Regions from separate parts of the Homo sapiens genome. Here region 1 is linked to region 2. The links are chromatin loops, found by intact Hi-C in ENCODE. Cell type or tissue: endothelial cell of umbilical vein. All regions are shown on one strand. Region 1 overlaps CAPRIN2 (caprin family member 2). Region 2 has its middle 12 kb from the start of LINC00941.

Evidence for each region. A loop is a pair of places that touch in the nucleus more often than their neighbours do. Peaks named below come from ENCODE experiments on the same cell type or tissue, not always from the same donor. Only the 100,000 strongest peaks of a DNase experiment are listed, where the experiment ranks them.
Region 1: a loop joins it to region 2, with 3 times the contacts of the local background. A loop is called at or near these places in 4 of 110 quality-filtered maps.

Annotation. Positions count from the first base shown.
Region 1 is chr12:30,723,828-30,728,827 of GRCh38, forward strand. CAPRIN2 (caprin family member 2) reads right to left here. Exons shown (of 19, transcript NM_001385503.1): 9 at 4,821-5,000; 10 at 2,139-2,261; 11 at 543-624. Among named protein-coding and RNA genes, the nearest start is that of CAPRIN2, 29 kb to the right of the region's middle. In endothelial cell of umbilical vein, no CTCF peak of the experiment used is centred here; a DNase peak (open chromatin) is centred at 2,164; H3K27ac peaks cover 579 bases.
Region 2 is chr12:30,805,291-30,810,290 of GRCh38, forward strand. No RefSeq gene overlaps it. Among named protein-coding and RNA genes, the nearest start is that of LINC00941, 12 kb to the left of the region's middle. In endothelial cell of umbilical vein, a CTCF peak has its summit at 2,366 (motif pointing left); a DNase peak (open chromatin) is centred at 2,301.

The sequences.
Region 1 (5,000 bases), 81 kb before region 2:
TTGCTACACCAATCTTCAAGCTGGTATATACTGCTCACTAAAGCTGGACTAGCTTTATGTCACTCCTCTCTGGAGAGAAACAAATGTGGAGCAAAAAGCCCAAGCTTTGAAGCATCAGACCAGATTTGAATGCAGGCTCTTTTGTTAGTTACTGTGTTAATCACTGTTCTACACTTCATTGTGGTAATCACACCCGTAGTTAAGACCCAAAAGCCTCAACACTAGATTTAGAGTCCAAAGGAGTCAAGCAACTTCTAGTCAGAATTCACTCCACCAACAACATAAATTACAAAAACAGCTATTGAGTATTTCCATTCACCCATCCAGAGCCTTTCTCCAAAAAATGAAAACAAGTCAGTTAAGTACACTAATGTCCTAATGGTAATTTACCCACATATAACTGGTAACAGATGGATACAGTTAGAATAAATTAATACACCAACATATTAGGACATCTAAAATAAAATCATTTGAAAAGACAACAACAACAAATAGCTGTTAGCTCAAGACGTTTGCTCCAAGTCTTTAGAATGATTACATACCTACGGGGCTACCTGGAGTAGCTGAAGGCGGTTGTGACGTTGGAATTGCACTTGAAGGTTTGTCAAAGTCAAGAACAGACTCCTAAAGATATGATTTTAAATAAAGAGTGGAAACAGAGATTACTCATTTAAAAGCTATTACCATTGAATTATTCATGATGCTGCCTATAGTCTATTAGCTACACATAAATATCTAGCTAAAGCTATAGGTATCTAGCTAATCACTGTCTCAGGATGCCAAAACTAGTCTCCATAGATAAAGAAATTAAGAATTAAAAATAAAATCTAAAGTAACTGCCATAACTTAAGGCTGTGTAGAGTGCTAAAACCACAAGAGTAGGCCGTGCGCAGTGGCTCACACCTGTAACCCCAGCACTCTGGGAGGCTGAGGTAGAAGGATCGCTTGAGCTCAGGAGTTCGAGACCGGCATGGAAAAAAAGCGAGACCTTGTTGCTACTAAAAATTTTTTGAAGAATTAGCTAGGCATGGTGGTATGTGCCTGTAGTCCCAGATGCTCAGGAGGCTAAAACAAGAGGATCGCTTGAGCCCAGGAATTCGAGGCTGCAGTGAGCTTTGACCACACCACTGCACCCTAGCCTCGACAAGCAGAGTGGGACCCTGTCTTTAAACAAAACAAAACAAAAGCCTACAATACTAAATCTAAGGCCTAAGTCAGAAAAGAAACTCTTGACCTTACTAAGGTCCTAAACATAGCCATCAATCCTAGTCTAATCAGAACCCCCATTTTTATTACACCCAACCAAAGAGCATCTATTTATCTCAACCATTTACTAGCTCATGCTGTTAAAACATTTTCAAGATGAGAAATCACGCTCTTGTATCTGCCTATCTCGGTTCTCTCAGAAAAGTTTCCAGTATTTTGCATACTTAAGCTACACATTTGCAGGGAGCATTTTAGTTCTTACATCTTCAACTAATCTGATGGTATAGGCAATTCCTACATTTTGCAAATAAGTGTTGGAGGTTAAATAAACAGCTGGTAAGTAACAGAATTTAAACCCAGGCCCATATTCAAAGCTCAGGATCTTTTACTAAACAAAAATACTTATTTGACTACTTTAGCCCTCAGTAATCTCATACCATTCTCAAATTCTGTGTCTGTATCTCACAACTTAAACATATTGTATAACACAATTTATCATTTAACTATTGATTTAACATAAATTTACAATCTTCTACAACTGGAATATAAATTCCTTGAAGGCAATGAATGTCTCATTTTCTGTATCTGTACTACAATGGTATCTAACAATATCAGGCACAGAGTAGGTTCTCACAGTTCTCAGTACTGATAATCTATAGCAGTAATGATCCTTGAGCAAGTTAAGCTTTTCACATGCTTAATTCATTTTTTTTTGTTCTAACAAACTTAGAAAGTAGGAACAATAATCCTCATTTTTCAAATAAATAAACTGAGGCAGAATCAAGTAATTTGCCTAAACTCCAGGCTAGGAGAGCTAGGAGGCAGCAGAGCCAGGACTTGACAGAATAATCTATGCTCTTAATAATTTCACTGTAATGTTTCCAGTCAGAAGCCCCATGAATATCATTTAAGATTTTGTAAATGACTCATACTTGCATAAAGTTACAAGTTCCTTGAATCTGAGTCATCAGATCCTGCAGTTTTTCTTTCCTCAATACTGGATCCTTCGGAAGGGTAGAGGAAGAACCTACAGGCTGATGCACAGGCTTAGGCACCTACAAGATAAACCCATAATGTGTAAGAGTGAAATGCAAATTCAAGAGCCTAATCTAGGAAACAGTTTATCACTACATCTTAAAGGAAAAGAAAAAACAGCAATGTTCACTTATCACAGGTAAAGAATTTTCTCATAAATACCTTTTCTAAATAAGCAAACTTTAAACAGATTTTTCCCCTTCACAATTTTCATGGAACTCTTTCTAAAACACAAAATATTCCTTTTAAAGGGAAGATCCAGCAGAACTTCCTTGTTAAGAGTGTTTTCATTATGGACATGAGTTACCATATGTCCTCTAGGATAAGATGCCACTGACAATAAGACATACCAATGATTTTTTTTTCCAGGGCAAAAATTACTACTACCACATTAAATGTACATCCCAGTTTTAAGATGTATCTGATTTCAGAAATCAAAATGTAAATACATATATAAGTACATACATACACATACCCTAAAATTGAGAGGGATACATATATTTTGTTATAAAGTAAGTACACTCTTGGGGGCTACTGATATCCATCCTAAATTGCTTAAAATTGATGCACATTCTGAATTAGACCAATTTACAGTTACTTTTTATAGCTGTCAACATGCCAGTCTCCACTAGCTCCTCTTCTCCACCTTCTAATCAAAGAAGACACACAGCTAAGTTTGTCAAAGGTACCAGATAAAATAAGAGTTAAGAGACCATAAGTGAGTACATATGGGACTCTTTTAGGAGGAAGGTATGAACATCAGTGATTAATTTCATGTTATCTAGTCTTTTGGCTTTGAACTCTATTCTGCACTTGACTGTACTTAGTCAATATTCTAGACAGCTCAGATTCCAAGAAAGACAGAAAAATACTATATTACACATAGAAGTATCCTCTCCTCTCAGTAACTGAAAAACCCTACAACTTCAATATAACGCTATCTGTCCCACAAAAGCAAATTAAATATGTTTTGACCTTTCCAAATATGTAACACTGATTTTAAATGCAATTCATCAAATAGCATGATAATATTCTGGTATGATAAAGGTTCTGCATTGCTACACCTACTGGAATTTTAAGTCAGGTTTTTAAAAGCAGCTTTGAGATATTAAATTGGGTTTTTAAATGTTTTTCAAAATAGTTACATTACAGTTACTGTTGTGTGATATTTGGTTAATAAAATAAAGCTGACAATCTTCTGTAGGGTCAGGAAGAAGCTAAAATTAATATTAGCAACTTGAGAGAGAAAGGAGAGCAAAATAGCCAAATAACTCTAAAATTTTGTTCCCATACAGAATTAAGCCAAAGGTAATTTACTTATAAAATGCAATGCTTTGCTTTCCCCAAGCAAAATGTTTTTCATATTATTATATTAGAGGTCCAATGGTTTATCAGAAAGCCTTTAGCTAAAATGGCACAGATGTGCAAGGAAGACTACTCCATAGAGATAGAGAACACTGGAAGCACAAGTTCACATATCTCAGCAAATGAGGTGGTAACAAGTTTGCATTATAAATAGTAGTAAATAAGTAATTTACAATTTAATAAAAGGCAACCCTAACATAGCACTGTACCCAAGAATTATTCAATGTAAGTGTTATCTACCTGAAACAGGTTATTTATCCTTAAAAGAATGTGGCCTTATGTTTTAACTGAATCTTGTTCTCCAAAACCTAACTACAAAATATTTAATGCCAACAGTTTTCCTATCTTTGGAAAAATTCTCATTTTGAAATGGAAATAGAGAACTAATTCAAATCCTTCCCCCAATACTGAAATATCTGCAACCACCATAAACCTTCTTCATAAAGACCTGGGCTAAACTGAGTGACCATAAATGAGTAGAAGAGAAGCAAGAGAATATAGAAAAATATAACTTGTCAGAAAAAGTTATTCGTATAGCAGGTAAATGACAACAAATGAAATACAGTATCTCCCATCCTGTGACAAGCATTTGCATTACTCACTTGTTCACATTATGTCATTATGGTCTTATCTAAACTATCTACTATTTTCATATCATGTTATATTGTTAAAATTTGGCATTAAAACAACATTTTATAATTGCAGAAATTTCATCTCAGATTAGACTTAAAGACAGACTAGATTAACTCCCAGTTTTCAAGGGAAAACAATAAATCTACCCACTAAAGAGGGTGAAATATTTTATACATTAACTTCACATGGGCTTTGAAGAGAACTAAGGCCGGGCACAATGGCTCACGCCTGTAATCTCAGCACTTTGGGAGGCCGAGGCGGTTGGATCACGAGATCAGGAGATCCAGGCCATCCTGGCTAACACAGTGAAACCCCGTCTCTACTAAAAATACAAAAAAATTAGCCAGGTGTGGTGGCATGCGCCTGTAGTCCCAGCTACTCAGGAGGCTGAGGCAAGAGAATCGCTTGAATCCAGGAGGCGGAGGTTACAGTGAGCAGAGATAGTGCCACTGCACTCCAGCCTGGGTAACAGAGTGTTTCTCCATCTCAAAAAAAAAAAAAAAAGAGAACTAAAAAGTCATTACCACGACACCTTATTTATGCCTACACTTACAGAAGCAGAATGATACAGATCAACTCACATCTTTGGGTTCTGTGTTCAACTTCCTGGGCAGCAGCTGGTCATTTGGTATGAGGCTTGCTGTAGCTACTCCCCAGGACTTTGGAGAAATCTGTGACTGTGATGTTAAAGAGTGTTTTTGACTCTCAACATTGTTTTCCCAGGATTTTGGAGTCTCTGGCTGTTTTGAATCCTGTTCTTC
Region 2 (5,000 bases):
GCCTCCACATTCTTCCAACTTCTGCCAGTTACCCAATTCCAAAGATGCTTCCACATTTTCAGGTATCATTATAGCAACGCCCCACTCGTCAGTACCAATTTTCTGTATTAGTCTGTTCTCACATTGCTACAAATACCTGAGACTAGGTAAATTTATAAAGAAAAGAGGTTCTGCAGGTTGTATAGGAAGCATAATGGCTTCTGCTTCTAGGAAGGCCTCAGGAAACTTACAGTCATGGTGGAAGGCAAAGGAGAAGCAAGGATTTCACATGGCTGGAGCAATTACCCAAAGGGAGAATGCCACCAAATTCTACAAGTGATTAGCTTTTATTTCTAGGAGGCAAAAAACAGGTGGCTTATGCCTGTAATCTCAGCACTTTGGGAGGCCAAGGTGGGCAGATCAAAAGGTTAGGAGATTGAGATTTATGGAGCTTTTTTTGCCTAAACCACTTACCTTCTTAGCATAGGGACTTTTAAAAATTCTGATTATCAGAATATGGCTGAGAGATGTCAGAACCATTTTTCTCAAATATGAATTCTTAGCAGGAATAGAAATTGCAATTTTTTAATTTTTAATTTTAAGAGGAATTAGTGCCAGAGAGAACTATTAAGAAAGGGGTATATCCAGTCTAAGGATTATTAGGCTCAAGTCCATGAATAGGCTCTGGGAAGTTTGTAAACACTTGGAAATTATTTGCAAAATGTGTGTGTGAATGTGCTTTACCTTAGAGAGTTCATGAATTTCATTAGATTGTTGAAAGAGTTTTAGTATTAACAAAGGAAAAACAAACCACCACCATCACATAACAAAACCACAACAGTGATTTAATCTTTTCACCTAACAATAAGTAAATTGAGGCTCTGATGGCTAAATTAATAGCCTGAGGCTACACAGTCAGTGGCAGAGCCCAGGGTAAAGAGAGAACCAGCACAGCCATTGTGGGAGCCGAGGGTAAAGAGAGAGCTAGGTGTTGTACTTAGTAAATAAATCAGAAATTCCTAACTCTTAGGCTGGAGTTCTTCCTGTTATGTGAAGCCAAAGTAGGGAATCATTAGGTCCAAGAATAGGAATTACATTTATATTTTAATGAAAAGGTGCAGTAAAATTTAAAGGAAGAGAGAGGGTTGCAGATGACAGAATACAAAGAATGTTGAGAGAGATGAAGCAAGATGAGTCCATAGAATCAGAGGCTTAGAAGTAATTCCTATTTATGAAAGGGAGTGAGAACAATGTGGTGAGGTGTATAGAGCTATGTGAAAGTGCTTGTCAATAACATGGCTGCAGAATGCTGATGGTGGTAATTGAAAAGGAAGTAAAATATAAAAACATTTGCAGAATATTTCTTTTTTTTTTTCTCTTTTTCTTTTCTTTCTTTTTTTTTTTTTTTTGAGGCAGAGTCTCGCTCTGTCGCCCAGGCTGGAGTGCAATGGCGCTATCGTGGCTCATTGCAAGCTCCACCTCCCAGGTTCACGCCATTCTCCTGCCTCAGCCTCCTGAGTAGCTGGAATACAGGCACCCGCCACCACGCCCGGCTAATTTTTTGTATTTTTAGTAGAGACGGGGTTTCACCGTGTTAGCCAGGATGGTCTCGATCTGCTGACCTTGTGATCCGTCCGCCTCGGCCTCCCAAAGTGCTGGGATTTACAAGCGTGAGCCACCGCGCCCAGCCCAGAATATTTCTTAATCAAAATTTCACCAGGGGTTCCAAAATGGCAGCATAGAATCAAGCTTCTTCCACAGAAAACCAAAAACAAATATATAGCGCTGAGATTATTACCAGCAATATGTCAAACTTGAATATGAAGATGAGACAGTTCCTGGGGCCACAGAGAAGTGAAAAACTTTGAGAAGATGGTAAGAGAATCAGACTTTCGTGTCCACAATGCCTTTCCTCCCAGTCTGCTCAGCACCAAGTGTACGGAAAATTTCTCCCTGACTTATAGTTTCCACACTGGAAAAACCGAGGTTGAGGTGGACAACCAGCTTCCCCAGCATCTTGGGTTCTCTGGCAGGAGACCCATCCCTGCCTCAACCCAAGGGAAGCATCAGGAGTACCTTGAAAGGAAAACTATTCCTGAGGGCAGCCAGAGACAAAGGAGGGAAGTGAGACTGCCATCCTCAGCCCTGGAACCTCTGTAACTCAGCGAAATGAGGCACAAATCAGAGTAGCTCTTCAGCAGCACCATGCTGTAGGAGGTTCATTCAACAGGTTCGTGCTCTGGGCAGAACACCCTAGGCAGCCTTCCTGCACTACTGCGATATTTCATTTGGCATCTCCCCATTTGGGCTGGGAAGCACTCTGATCATTTACTAGAACTGTAGCAAACCTGGGCTTAAAGTGCCATCTAGTGACAAAAAGAAGGCAGTGACCTAGCAAGGAAAAAAAAGAAGTCAACAGATAAATTACAATCTGTAAGCAAACATATCCAATAAAAACCAAAACAAGCCACACCAAGAAGACTGGAATAAAGAGCTAATCCTTAAATGAAAGACATAGATGTACATCCACAAGAAACAACAGCAATCAGGGAACCATGACTTTTTCAAACAACCAAACAAGGAACCAGTGACTGATCTTAATAAGATGGCAGGCAATATGTGAACTCTCTAAGAATTTAAAATAATAGTTTTTTTTTTGTTTTTTTTTTAGGCAGAGCCTTAATCTGTCACCCAGTCTGGAGTGCAGTGGCGCAATCTTGACTCACTGCAACCCCCATCTCTCAGGTTCAAGTGATTCTTGTGCCTCAGCCTCCCAAGTAGCTGAGATTACACGCATGCACCACCACACCTGGTTAATTTTTGTATTTTTAGTAGAGATGGGGTTTCACCATCTCGCCCAGGTTCATCTCAAACTCCTGGCCTCAAGTGATCTTCCCACCTCAGACTCCCAATATGCTGGAATTATTGGCATGAGCCACCATGCCCGGCTCAAAATAATAGTTTTGAGAAAACGCAGTGACCTCCAAGATAACACAGAAAACAAATTTAGAAATTTATCAGAGAAATTTAACAAAGAGATTGAAATAATTTTTTAAAAATCAAACAGAAATCTTGGAATTGAGCAATACATTTGCTGGACTAAAAAATTAATTACAGGCCCTCAACAGCAAAATGCATTGAACAGAGGAAAGAGTCAGTGAGCTTAAAGAGAAGCTATTTAAATATTCACAGTTAGAGGACAAAGAAGAAAAAAGAAAAGAAACAGATCACCTACAAGATACAGAAAATTACCTGAAAAGACAAAATTAAACATCATTGGTATTGAAGAGAGAGTTGAGGAAGGGCGAAGTGTAGAAACCTTATTCAAAGAAATAATAGAAAACTTTCCAAAACATGAGAAAAAGATAAATATTCAGGTACAGGGAAGTAAAAGAACACCAAATATTTTTTACCCAAATAAGACTAACCTAAGGTTATATAATCTTCAAACTCTCAAAGGTCAATGACAAACAGAGGATCCTTTCTCTCTTTTAAGAGAGGATCCTAACAGCAGCAAGAGAAAAGAAACAAATAACATACAAAGGAGCTCTAATTCATCTGGCAAGAGACTTCTCAACAGAAACTGTATAGGCCAAAAAAGAGTGAGATGACACTTTCAATGTGCTGAGTGAAAAAAAGCAGACATCCAAGAATATTTTATCCAGCAAAGTTATCTTTCAGATATGAAGGAAAGATAAAGTCTTTTCCAGACAAACAAAAGCTGAGAGAATTCACCACCACCAGACTCATCTTACAAGAAATGCTAAAGGTAATTACTTATTCTGAAAGGAAAAAACATTAATGTAAATAAAGAAAACATTTGAAGATACAAAACCCATTGGTAAAATCAAGTATACGGACAAACCCAGAGTAGTCTAATACCATAACTGTGTATTTATATACTTATAAATACTTATAACCCTAGTATGAATCCAAAAGACAAACCTATTAAAAACAATAATACCTACAGCAACTTGATAAGAGACAGGCAATATAAAATAAGTAAATTGAGGCAATATAAAGTCAAAATGTGTGTTGCAGGAGTGGAGTTAAAGTGTAGAGGGTTTTTTTCCTTGTTTGCTCCTATTTTTTGTGTGACCTAAGATAAGTTGTTATCTCTTTAAATTCACATGTTACACCTATGAGATGTTTTTTGTAAGCCTGATGGTAACCACAGTACAAAAACCAACAACAGATTCACTAAAAATAACAAGTGATCAATTAAAACATACTACCAGAGAAAATAACTACAAAGAAAGACAGTAAGAAAAGGAAGAAAGAGAGGAGTTACAAAACAATCAGAAAATAAGGAAGAAAATGGCACTAATAAGTCCTACCTTTTCAGTAACAACACTGAATGTAAATGGACTCAATTCTATAATTAAAAGGCATAGAGTGGCTGAACAAATAAAGAAATAAGACCCAACTATATGCCGCCTATAAGAAACCCACTTCACCTATAGAGACACAAATCAAAGATTGCAAAGAGACAAAGAAGGTCACTACATAATGACAAAGGGGTCCATTTAGCAAGAGGATATAATAATTAGAAATATCTGTGCACTCAACACTGGAGCTTCCAAGTATATAAAACGAACATTACTATCTCTGAAGGTAGAGATAGACTACAATACAATAATAGTAGCACATTCGCCACAACCGTAGAGCAAAGAAAAAAATTTTCATCTCATGACAAGATGAGAAAACTCATTTCAATATATTCAGAAAATCTTTTTTTTTTTGAGACAGTCTCACTCTGTTGCCCAAGCTGGAGTTCAGTGGCACAATCTCGGCTCACTGCAATCTCCACCTCCCAGGTTCAAGCAATTCTCCTCCCTCAGCCTTCTGAGTAGCTGGAATTACAGGCATCCATCACCATACCTGGCTAATTTTTGTATTTTTAGTAGAGACAGGGTTTCACCATGTTGGCCAGGCTGGTCTCGAACTTCTGACCTCAGGTGATCTGCCTGCCTCAGCCTCCCAAAGTACTAGGATTACAAGTGAGCCACTGCACCTGGCCC